2 separate regions of the Homo sapiens genome follow, and region 1 is linked to region 2. A link is a contact called in ENCODE POLR2A ChIA-PET data. All regions are on one chromosome and are shown on one strand. The core of a region is the stretch at or near the end of the contact, and the rest is flanking DNA. Distances in the headings are between cores, read along the strand shown. Region 1 has its middle 48 kb from the start of ANXA4. Region 2 holds the start of LINC01816 (long intergenic non-protein coding RNA 1816).

The links. ChIA-PET counts read pairs that join two places held with the same protein, here RNA polymerase II (POLR2A).
Region 1: POLR2A ChIA-PET joins it to region 2 with 13 read pairs in activated CD4-positive, alpha-beta T cell. The contact joins the enhancer-like site here to the promoter of LINC01816 in region 2. POLR2A ChIA-PET finds 5 or more read pairs at or near these places in 4 of 52 experiments (A549, H1, OCI-LY7 and 1 more).

The regions. Positions count from the first base shown.
Region 1 is chr2:69,691,355-69,696,867 of GRCh38, forward strand. It overlaps a transcript of ANXA4 not described here. Among named protein-coding and RNA genes, the nearest start is that of ANXA4, 48 kb to the right of the region's middle. Within about 2 kb of position 2,262, at least 7 of the 41 ENCODE cell types and tissues checked have a DNase peak (open chromatin) inside an H3K27ac peak, as active enhancers do.
Region 2 is chr2:70,123,000-70,128,180 of GRCh38, forward strand. LINC01816 (long intergenic non-protein coding RNA 1816) reads right to left here and starts at 2,317. Exons shown (of 2, transcript NR_024444.1): 1 at 2,047-2,317; 2 at 1,037-1,426. RefSeq lists enhancers at 1-805, 806-1,611 and a silencer at 1,938-2,232.

The DNA.
Region 1 (5,513 bases), core at 1,012-3,511, 430 kb before region 2:
TCCACCCGCCTTGACCTCCCAAAGTGCTGGGATTACAGGGATGAGCCACTGCTCCTAGCCCCTGGTACAGTCTTTACACTGAAAAACGGATGCACCTACCACAGTATAAAGATGGGAGTTTACTTTGGAGACAGAAGACAGGAATGAACTGCATCAAAATGATAGGCTCAGAGTTAAAAATATGAGAACCGTCAGTGATTTCACACACACACACACATGCACACACACACACACACACACACACAGACGCATGCACATATGCATGCCTATAGCTTATTTCTTTAGAAACTAGCCACAGAACCCATTGAAACCCAGAGAGCTGTGGAACACAATTAGAAAAGGCCTGGGACAGGAGGGCTGGAGTGAGCCTTCTGAGCAGCCCAGACCTCACATTAGCAGGACAGAAGTTAGCAGCGTAGAAGCAGCTGGCAGGACTAGAGCTGCCTAGCCATTATAGCTGGGTTTCCTGGCATCTGTCTTGAAGGGAAGGGGGATTGGTTACTATTCAGTAACTTCAGGTTTTTTGTTTTTTGTGTGTTTGTTTGTTTTGAGACTGAGTCTCACTCTGTCACCCAGGCTGGAGTGCAGTGGCGTGATCTTGGCTCACTACAACCTCCGCCTCCCGGGTTCAAACGATTCTCCCGCCTCAGCCTCCCAAGTAGCTGGGATTACAGGCACTTGCCATCATACCTGGCTAATTTTTGTATTTTTGTAGAGACAGGGTTTCACCATGTTGTCCAGGCTGGTCTTGAACTCCTGACCTCAGGTGATCCACCCACCTCGGCCTCCCAAAGTGCTGGGATTACAGGCGTGAGCCACCGCGCCCAGACAACTCTTCATTTTTTTAAAGAAAATTTCAGAAGATTGCCTCAGGTGAAACCACAGTAAGGAGATCTAACATATGGCATTATAAAATATGAATTTGGGCATGATGATATGCATTATGCAATTTACCATGACATTTATAAAGTCAAGGGATTTAGGCCTAGAAGTGTCCATGAAAGATTCAATGCTTTAGGTCTTCATTTATTTGTTTGTGCTGTGCACTTGGTTTGGAATTCCCTTTCCCTGTATCATTTCATCCTAATGAACGCCTACTTATTTTTTAAGACTCAATGCTATTACCTCCTCTATAGTTCCATAACAGTATATATATTTCCTGTAACAATATTATGTTGTATTATAATTGTTTGCATATTGCCTGTTTTCTACTAGGCTGTCAGTTCTTTTGGGAGAGGAGCCCAGTCTTCATACCTCAGTGACTAACTTAAAAGACACTTGATGTTTATTAAGTGATGTCAGAGACCAACTAATCCAGTTCCTCTAAGTAGATGAAACTGAGGCCCAAAGGATTTCCATAAATTCAGTAATTCCACAAGTATATACTGAGTATTTACAATGTGCCTAGCGCTAGGTAAGGCTAAATGTCTTTAGTGTATTTTAAATATCATTTGGAGTATGCTTAATTTCCATTTGTCCAGAGATCAAAAGATAAATGCCAGCATCTCATGAATCCTCAAAGCAATATTGAATTATGTTCAGAATTGGTTTATATCAATTTATTTTATTGTACTCTAAGTGTGTATCACCCAAGAATGCAATCTGCATACTGCTAATGTGTGTGTGTGAGGTGGGGGAGGGATGGTCAGAGTGTTCAATGCCCAATATAATGCCCAATTTAGGAAACACTGGGTTATATTAGGTTAAATAGATTCTTCCCTGAACTTTCAACATGCTTGATAGTGACTAGTTAAATCTCCAAGAAGAGCATCTAATATGCACTGTTTCCCAAATTTATTTGCCTAGTGAACCTCCCCTTTTTTGTTGCTCCTATTAATAGCTGCCTGCAATGCAGTTCGGAAGAACATAGAGTTGGTCGGTGCAGTTCTTTGAAGAGTCCTCATCTGTGTTTAGTGAGGACTTCAAAGGGAAACTGTAAGCTCCCTGGGGAGGAAAGTGGATGGAAGGGGAGAAGGGAAGGCCGGAGAAGGAGCAGCTAACCAGGAAGACACGGGAGGTAGCAGGTCACTGTCTAGGGTCTAAGAGAGGGACAGGGGCCATAAGCAGACAACTGAGGAGCATGTTTCCATGCTAAGCTCAGTGAGACATTTGGGGCTCAAGCAGATGGGCTTTGGGGTCAAGAGATAAGGTGTTTCACAAGGAGAGCCAGGAGCACTTCTGCAGGAACATGCAGCATGTCTTCAGGCCTCTGGGGATTCCAGAGGACATGGCACCCTGCCTGCAGGTCCCCAAGGACTGCCACATGTCAGGGCCACAGTGTCTGTGGGGACAGGAGAGGAAGGAAATGAAGCAGGCACAAAGTAGGTTACTGAGTGGTTTCATCAACATCTGTGACACCCACTCCCAGGGGGTTCCTGGACATATTTGGGGTTAGGTTTAACAAGGGGCAGTAGCTATGGGGAACAATATTTGCAGGGCCCAATGCAAAATGACAACACAGGCCCCTTGTTTAGAGTTAAGAATTTCATGATTGTGACAGCTGAGCATTAAACCAAGCACCAGGCCCTTCTGAATGCAGACCTCTGGACAACTGTACAGGTTGCACACCCATGAAGCTGCCAGAGAGTTCTCAGTGGTCCTAAAGCCCACTTGAATCTCCTGGCTACTGTGGCCTGGAGAAACCAGGTTACGCATGGTTTATATAAAAAGTTGGTCTCCCTATTCCAACGTATCTGATTATCATGGAAACACTGTTTACCAGTTGCTATGGTCTGAATGTTTGTGTCTCCCCTCAACCCCTGCAACATTCATATTTAATCCCCAATGCAGTAGTATTAAGAAGTGGTGCCTTAGGAAGTGATGAGGTCCTAAAGTGAATGGGGTGAATGGGATTACTGCCCTGTGAGAGAGAACCAAGGGCGCTTGTTTGCCCCTTCCACAATGTGAGAACGCAGCAGGAAGATATCCTGTGAAGCAGAAAGTAAGCCCTCACCAGATACCACATCCGTTGGTGCCTTGACTTTGATCCAGAACAGTAAACAATACATTTCTTTTTTTTTTTTAATTATACTTTAAGTTTTAGGGTACATGTGCACATCGTGCAGGTTTGTTACATATGTATACCTGTGCCATGTTGGTGTGCTGAACCCATTAACTCGTCATTTAGCATTAGGTATATCTCCTAATGCTATCCCTCCCCCCTCCCCCCTCCCCCCACCCCACAACAGTCCCCGGTGTGTGATGTTCCCCTTCCTGTGTCCATGTGTTCTCATTGTTCAATTCCCACCTATGAGTGAGAACATGTGGTGTTTGGTTTTTTGTCCTTGCGATAGTTTGCTGAGAATGATGGTTTCCAGCATCATAACAATACATTTCTATGGTTTATAAAATACCCAGTCTATGGCAGCTCAGATGGACTAAGACACCAGTCATTCTGGGTAAACTTTGTTGTAAGATAAATTTATTTATTTATTGTTAAATTTTAAATATTTTCAGAGAGGGGGTCTTGCTATGTTGCCCAGGCTGGTCTCAAACTGCTGGGTTCAAGTGATCCACCTGCCTTGGCCTCCCAAAGTGCTGGGATTACAGGCGTAAGCCACCATGCCCAGGCTGTTATAAGATAAATTTAACCAGCCTAGGCAACATGGCGAAACCTCGTCTCTACAAAAAGTACAAAAATTAGCCGGCATGGTGGTGCATGCCTGCAGCCCCAGCTACTCAGGAGGCTGAGAGGTGGGAGTATCACTTGAGCCCAGGAGGTCGAGGTTGCAGAAAGCCATGATTGCGCCACTGCACTCCAGCTTGGGTGACAGAGCAAGACTCTGTCTCAAAAAAGAAAAAAAAAAAGTACACATTAAATTCCAGGAACATATTTAATGCAGAAATCCAGGCACATTCAAGCTATTTCCATATATAGTACTCACACCATAAACAGCATCCATTCTCCTCACGCTGAGAATCAAGGCAGATTTGCAGCTGCATTGCAGACGAGTATAACCTTTGACTTTGTCCTGGGGTTCATACCAGTATTCATTTGGTGCTGAGGCAGCACTCAGCACCCGTGCTGATTTCCCTCAAAAATGAAAAACAAACTCAGGTGGAAAATCTGGGCATGCAATGTCATTTGCTATTTTTGGAGATGAGGGAGAAAAAAGAAGTTGTGGAAAGTGTTGTAATAAGCAGCATAGAACAGCAGCCCATGAGTGTGAAATAAAACAACACCCGCATGCTCTTCTTGACAGTGATTGAATGGAAGCAACGAAGTGGAGGAGAAACCACGCTGGGGAGAGCTGGCATCCCCTTGGGAGAAGCCTTTCCAACAGTGGACTGAAAGCATGAGTTACCTTACCCTGTAAGATTAATCTCCAACCAAACAGCAATCTTACCTCTGAGATACAGGCATACCTCAGAGTTTATGTGGGTTTCAATCCCAACCACTGCAATAAAGCAAATATTTGGAATAAGTGAGTCACACAGATTTTTTGGTTCCCAGTGCATAGAAAGGTTATGTTTATACTATACTGCAGTCTATGAAGTGTGCAATAGCATTACGTCTTAAAAAAGTATATACCTTAATTTAAAAATACTTTTTTGCTAAAAAAAAATGTTAACAGTCATCTGAGCCTTTAGTGAGTTGAAATCTTTTTGCTAGTGGAGGATCTCATCTCAACACTGGTGACTGCTGACTGATCAGGGTGGTGGTTGCTGAAGGTTGGGTGGCTGTGGCAATTTCTTAAAATAATACAATGAAATTTGCCGCATTTATTGACTCTTCCTCTCACAAAAGATTTCTCTGTATTGTGAGATGCTGTTTGATAGCATTTTGCCCACAGGAGAACTCCTTTCAAAATTGGATTCCATCCTCTCAAACCCTTAGTTGATGCTTTATCAACTAAGTTTATGGAACATTCTCAATCGTTTCTTGTCATTTCAACACTGCTCACAGCACCTTCACCAGAAGCAGCTTCCATCTCAAGAAATCACTTTCTTTGCTCATCCACAGAAAGCAATTTCTCATCTGTTCAAGTTTAATCATGAGATTGCAGCAATTCAGTCACATCTCCAGGTACCACTTCTAATTCCAGTTCTCTTGCTATTTTCACCACATCTGCAGTGACTTGCTCCATTGAAGTCTCAGACCCCACAGTCATCCACGAGAGTTAAAATCAGCTTCCTCCAAACTCTGTTGATGTTGATAGTTTGCCCTTCTCTCATGAATCATGAGTATTTATAATAACATCTAAAATGGTGAATCCTTTCCAGAAGGTTTTCAATTTACTTTGCCCAGATCCATCAGAGGAATCACTATCTATGGCAGCTACAGCCTTACAAATGTATTTCTTAAATAACAAGACTTGAAAGTCAAAAATCACTCCTTGATCCATGGGCTACAGAATGGATGTTGTGTTAGCAGGCATGAAAACAACATTCAGCTCCTTGTACATCTCCATCAGAGTTCTTGGGTGACTAGGTGCATTGTCAAGAAGCAGTAATATATTAAAAAGGAATCTTTTTTATTTTTTGAGTAGTAAGTCTCAACAGCAGGCTTAAAT
Region 2 (5,181 bases), core at 1,067-3,566:
TTTGGGGAAATTAAGCTCAGAAAGGCCATGTGACATGTTCAAGATAACACATTTAGTGTCAGAGCTGGGACGTGGACCCGGGTCTTGGGACTCCCGAAACCATATCCTTTACCGTGGGCAAAGTGCTATGCTGAGGTCTTACCACACACATAGATGGCACTGGAAGAAGGGCAAGTATGGAACAGCACCCCAGGCAGAGTGGGCGATGCCACTGGTAAGATACAGAGAAAGTACTACACACAGTGGCGTTGCAAGGACAGAGCAGTTCCTCCCACAAAGGGCATGCAGTAGGCTTTGGGAAGAAACGTGGCCAAGTCGGGTCTTCAAAGGTGAATAGGATCTAGATATTCAGAATAAGAGGGCTTTCCACAGGCTCAGTGAATGGGAAAGGAAAGTGTGGCTGATTGGGGAAAGCGCTAGCACAGGGAGCAAGAGATGGGGCGTGGCTGGGGAGGAATGGAATTGTAATTCTAGCCTCACAAAGGCTAGAGCCAGCAGGGCCTTGGGATCATGTGGGGAGGAAACCAGAGATGTGTGGAACAATTTGCTGAAGGCAGAACCAGGCAGGGAAAGGGCAGGGTCAGGTTCGTACCCTTGCCTCTGGCCACCAGGGCCAATGCTCCTTCCCTGCAGTAAACCCGATTAATCTCCTCAAACTCAGGTGCCATTTCCTTGGAATAGTATTTACCGCGGGGCGCGGTGGCTCACGCCTGTAATCTCACGCTTTGGGAGGCTGAGGTGAGAGGATCCCTTGAGCCTAGGGGTTCGAGACCAGCCTGGGCAACATAGCGAGACCCTGTGGTTAAAAAAAAATTAAAATTAGCCAATAGTGGTGGCACGCGCCTGTAGTACCAGCTTCTTGGGAAGCTGAGGCAGGAGGATCACCTGTGCCCAGAGAGGGCGAGGCTGCAGTGAGCCATCATCGTGCCACTGTACTCCAGCCTGGGCGACAGTTCGAGACCTTTTCTCAAAAAAAGAAAAAAAAAAGTTGTTCAAGTTGTGTAGTGCACGGGAGGAAAGAAGTATGACAATAACATAGGACAGCAGCCGGCTCTTTTTTTCATCAGGATGTGGAGAGTGGGCGCCTTGGGAAGACGAAATTGAGTATGTGCGGGGGAGGGGTCATATGAAACAAGGTCGGGAAGGGGGCGGGGAGAGCTGGGGCTCTGGAGGAGCTTGGGGCTCGCGCTGCGGGGGAGGAAGCGCCTTCCGCGGTCGCTGGGGGGAAGTGGTTAGGAGGAAGCACGGGCAGTGGAGGGGACTGCTGGAGGGTCCCATCTGGGAAAGCAGGCACGGATGCGGGGACATTTCCGCCCGTCACCCTGGCAAAGCGCTCGCAGGGCTGGAGGGACAGAGTTCTCAGATCCAAGTAGAGAAAACCGGGAACGGTTCCGGCTCTGGGGACTGACATTCATCGCGGCAGTTTCTGGTGGCAAAACAGAGGAAACAAAGGAATGATGAAATGAACTGAGCTGCCTTCATGCCCCGGATGAATGTTCAGCCATTAGAAAAGAGTGAATCCCAGCTGGGATTTGGGGTTCCACGGTGTACTAGAAAAGCAAAACAAAGAGAAGCGCCTACTAGATGCCATCTTGGAAAACAAAAGCAAACGTGTGTGTGTGTGTGTGTGTGTGTGTGTGTGATGTTACATGGGCATGGGGAAATTACGGAAGTAAATACTAATGCTTGTGGCCGGGCGCGTGGCTGACGCCTGTAATCCCAGCACTTTGGGAGGCCGAGGCGGACGGATCACGAGGTCAGGAGATCGAGACCACGGTGAAACCCCGTCTCTACTAAAAATACAAAAAGTTAGCCGGGCGTAGTGACGGGCGCCTGTAGTCCCAGCTACACGGGAGGCTAAGGCAGGAGAATGGCGTGAACCCGGGAGGCGGAGCTTGCAGTGAGCCGAGATCGCGCCACTGCACTCCAGCCTGGGTGACAGAGCGAGACGCCGTCTCAAAAAAAAAAAAAAAAATACTAATGCTTGTGTAAATTGGGATGGTGGAAAATGAGGAAGAGGGCGGCAGGGGAATCCTTAGTACTTACAGAGAAAACGGAGCAAGTGTACAAGCACGCCAACCCCCCCGGTGCCCAAGCTCGGCGCTCACGCGGCTAGGATGACGCCCGTGGGACGCCCCAGGGGCCCTGCTCGCAGCCACTCTGCTCAGGGTCATTTATAGTCTCTCCGTTCTTTGTTAAATAAAGACGGTGAGACACGGACGGGCTGGAGCCGGCAGGGGTAGTGGAGGGCAGAGGGGACGGGTCGGGGCGCCCCTCGCTCCTGCCACGCTGCCGCCGCCCCAGACAAAGACAGCTGCGTACGGCGGGAGCGCAGGGGCGCCTGCGCGCAGGGCCTAAATCGCCTGTCCCGTCTCCCCCTGACGCCCACACACCCAAGCGGCAGCCCACTCCCCTTCTACCCCGCAGCCATTTGCTTCCCACCCCTTGATTTTCTTTTTTCTTTTCCCCTCCCCTCAGCATCCCCCCAACCTCCTCTGATACACTTTGGCTAATTGTCTAATGAATTTACCTATTCTAGGTATTTCGTATAAGTGGAATCATATAATATTCGTCCTTCTGTGTCGGCTTATTTTGCTTAGTACAAGGTTTTTTATTTTTTATTTTTTTTTCTTTGAGACACGGTCTCGTTCTGTCGCCCAGGCTGGGGCACAGTGGCGCTCAGCTCACTGCAACCTCCACCTCCGGGTTTCAAGTGATCCTCCCACCTCAGCCTCCCAAATAGCTGGGACTACAGGTGCGCTGCCACCACTGCCTAGCTAATTTTTGTATTTTTGGTAGAGACCAGGTTTCGCCATGTTGCCCACGCTGGTCTCCAGCTCCTTAGCTCAAACGATCCTCCTGCCACAGCCTCCCAAAGTGCTGTAATTACAGGCGTGTGAGCCACCATGCCCGGCCACTTAGCATAATCTTTTCAAGGTTCATCCCTGCTGCAGCACGTATGAGAACTTCATTTCTTTTATTGTATTTGTGGTAATATGTACACAACATAAAGCTTATTTTAATCAATTTTTAAGTGTACAGTTTAGTGGCACTAAATAGTCACGTGGTTGTGCACTCACCACCATCATCCATCTCTAGAACTCTTCCATCATCCTAAACTGAAACTCTGTACCCGTGAAACAACTCCCTCATTCCCCTCTACCCAGCTCCTGGCAACCACCATTCTACTTTCTGTCCCTGTGCACTTGGGAGCATCACCTTTCTGGGACATCTGCAACGGTTCTCTGGAGGATTGTCTCCCCTTTTTTAAAAATTTATTTTCTTTTCTTTCTTTCTTTTTTTTTTTTGGTAGAGAAGGGGTTTCACTTCATTGCCCAGGCTGGTGTCCAACTTCTGGGCTCAAGGAATCTGCCTGCCTTGGCTTCCCAAAGTGTTGGGATTACAAGCATGAGCCACTGTGCCCCGCCTGTGGTCTCATTTTGGAGGGCAAGAGGGATAGAGATAGCCATAACCTGGAGAATATTGAGATGTGGACAACAAGGATGACAAAATTTGGTCCTATGAGAAATCATCTGTGAGGAAGAGTGGAGAGAACTGAGCTTGTTCAAGACAGTGAGGTCCTGGGATGATCTCAATTCATGTAAGAAAACCAGGAAGCAAGGAGGTTTCAGTTTATCAACAGATTTAAAAGGCGCAAGCCTTTTGATATAACTAGAGAAGAGAAGACTCAGGTGATCACACAGACTGTCTTCACCCAAGTGAAGGATGATTATGTAGGAAAGTGGATAGAAGATGCTGTCAACAGAAATGTAAACAGAATCATGTTAACAATTTTTCAGTAGGCACTTTTTTTTTTTTTTTTGAGATGGAGTCTTGCTCTGTTGCCCAGGCTGGTGTGCAGTGGTGCGATCTTGGCTCACTGCAGCCTCCTGGGTTCAAGCGATTCTCCTGCCTCAGCCTTCCGGGTGGCTGGGATTACAGGCATGCCATCATGCCCGGCTAATTTTTGTATTTTTAGTAGAGACAGAGTTTCACCTTGTTGGTCAGGATGGTCTCAAAACTCTTGACCTCAGGTGATCTGCCTGCCTCAGCCTCCCAAAGTGCTGAGATTACAGGCGTAAGCCATCACACCTGGCCAATTTTTAAATTAATAATGAGAGGCTGGGCATGGTGGCACACACCTGTGATTCCAGCTACTCAGAAGGCTGAGGTGGGAGGATCGTTTGAGCCCAGGAAGTTGAGGCTGCAGTGAGCTGTGTTCACACTAGTGCACTCCAGCCTGGGTGACAAAGCAAGACCCTGTTGAAAAAAAAATTTTTTAATAATGAGATATCTGACATTCTTTTTTTTACACTTGGTCTCTGAAATCAGGCTGGCTACATGTGAAGTGCTCTATAGCTACCTGCGGTCACTGTATTGGACAGTGCAGGGTTGGAAACTGGACTTAGGAGTCAGGGCTGGGTTCAAGCCCCACATTCCATCCCTTACTAGGCTGGGTAACTAGGCACATTACTTAGCCTCTCCTATTTCTGTTTCTTCATCTACAAAATGAAACTAAAAATAGTACCTACTTTATAGGGTAATTTTGTGGATTAATGGCACATGAAGCATATGGTGCATGTTCAGTAAATGTTGGCGATTATTAGCAGTAAATTTGGTGGTTATTGAATTAGTGACATTGCAGTATCACTGTTAGGGTGACCTCCATTCCCATCAGATGATGTGGCTTGAAGCTATTCCAAACGGGCAAGGTTAAAAAACAATAGGCAAACTGGGAAAACCTATTTGCAACACACATGAAAACAAAATGTTGTTATTCTTGCTATGTAGGAAGTGCTTGCAAATAAATAAGAAAATGAATACCAATGGAAAATTCAAAAGAAACAAACATCTGAAGTGATTTTTTTTAAAGACCCACTTTAAATAAGTTCAACTCTCCTTGGAATCAGACATAAAAATAAACAAAAGACATTTTTTGTTGTTGTTGAGTAACAGATCAACAGCCAGAATTTGGTGGCACCTAATATTGAAGAAGGTGTGGGGAGATACCTTCTCTTTTTAAATAAAGATTTCCTGAAGTTTCCATTGTTATATCTGACCACAGACTATCCAGAGAAACAAGCTGAGTTCTTGCTTCAAGGAGGAACTAGCCAGAGAGCCTTTTCTACCCACTTTTTCCCTTGTCCAGATAAAGCTAAACAGCCAACAAACCCCTCCTAG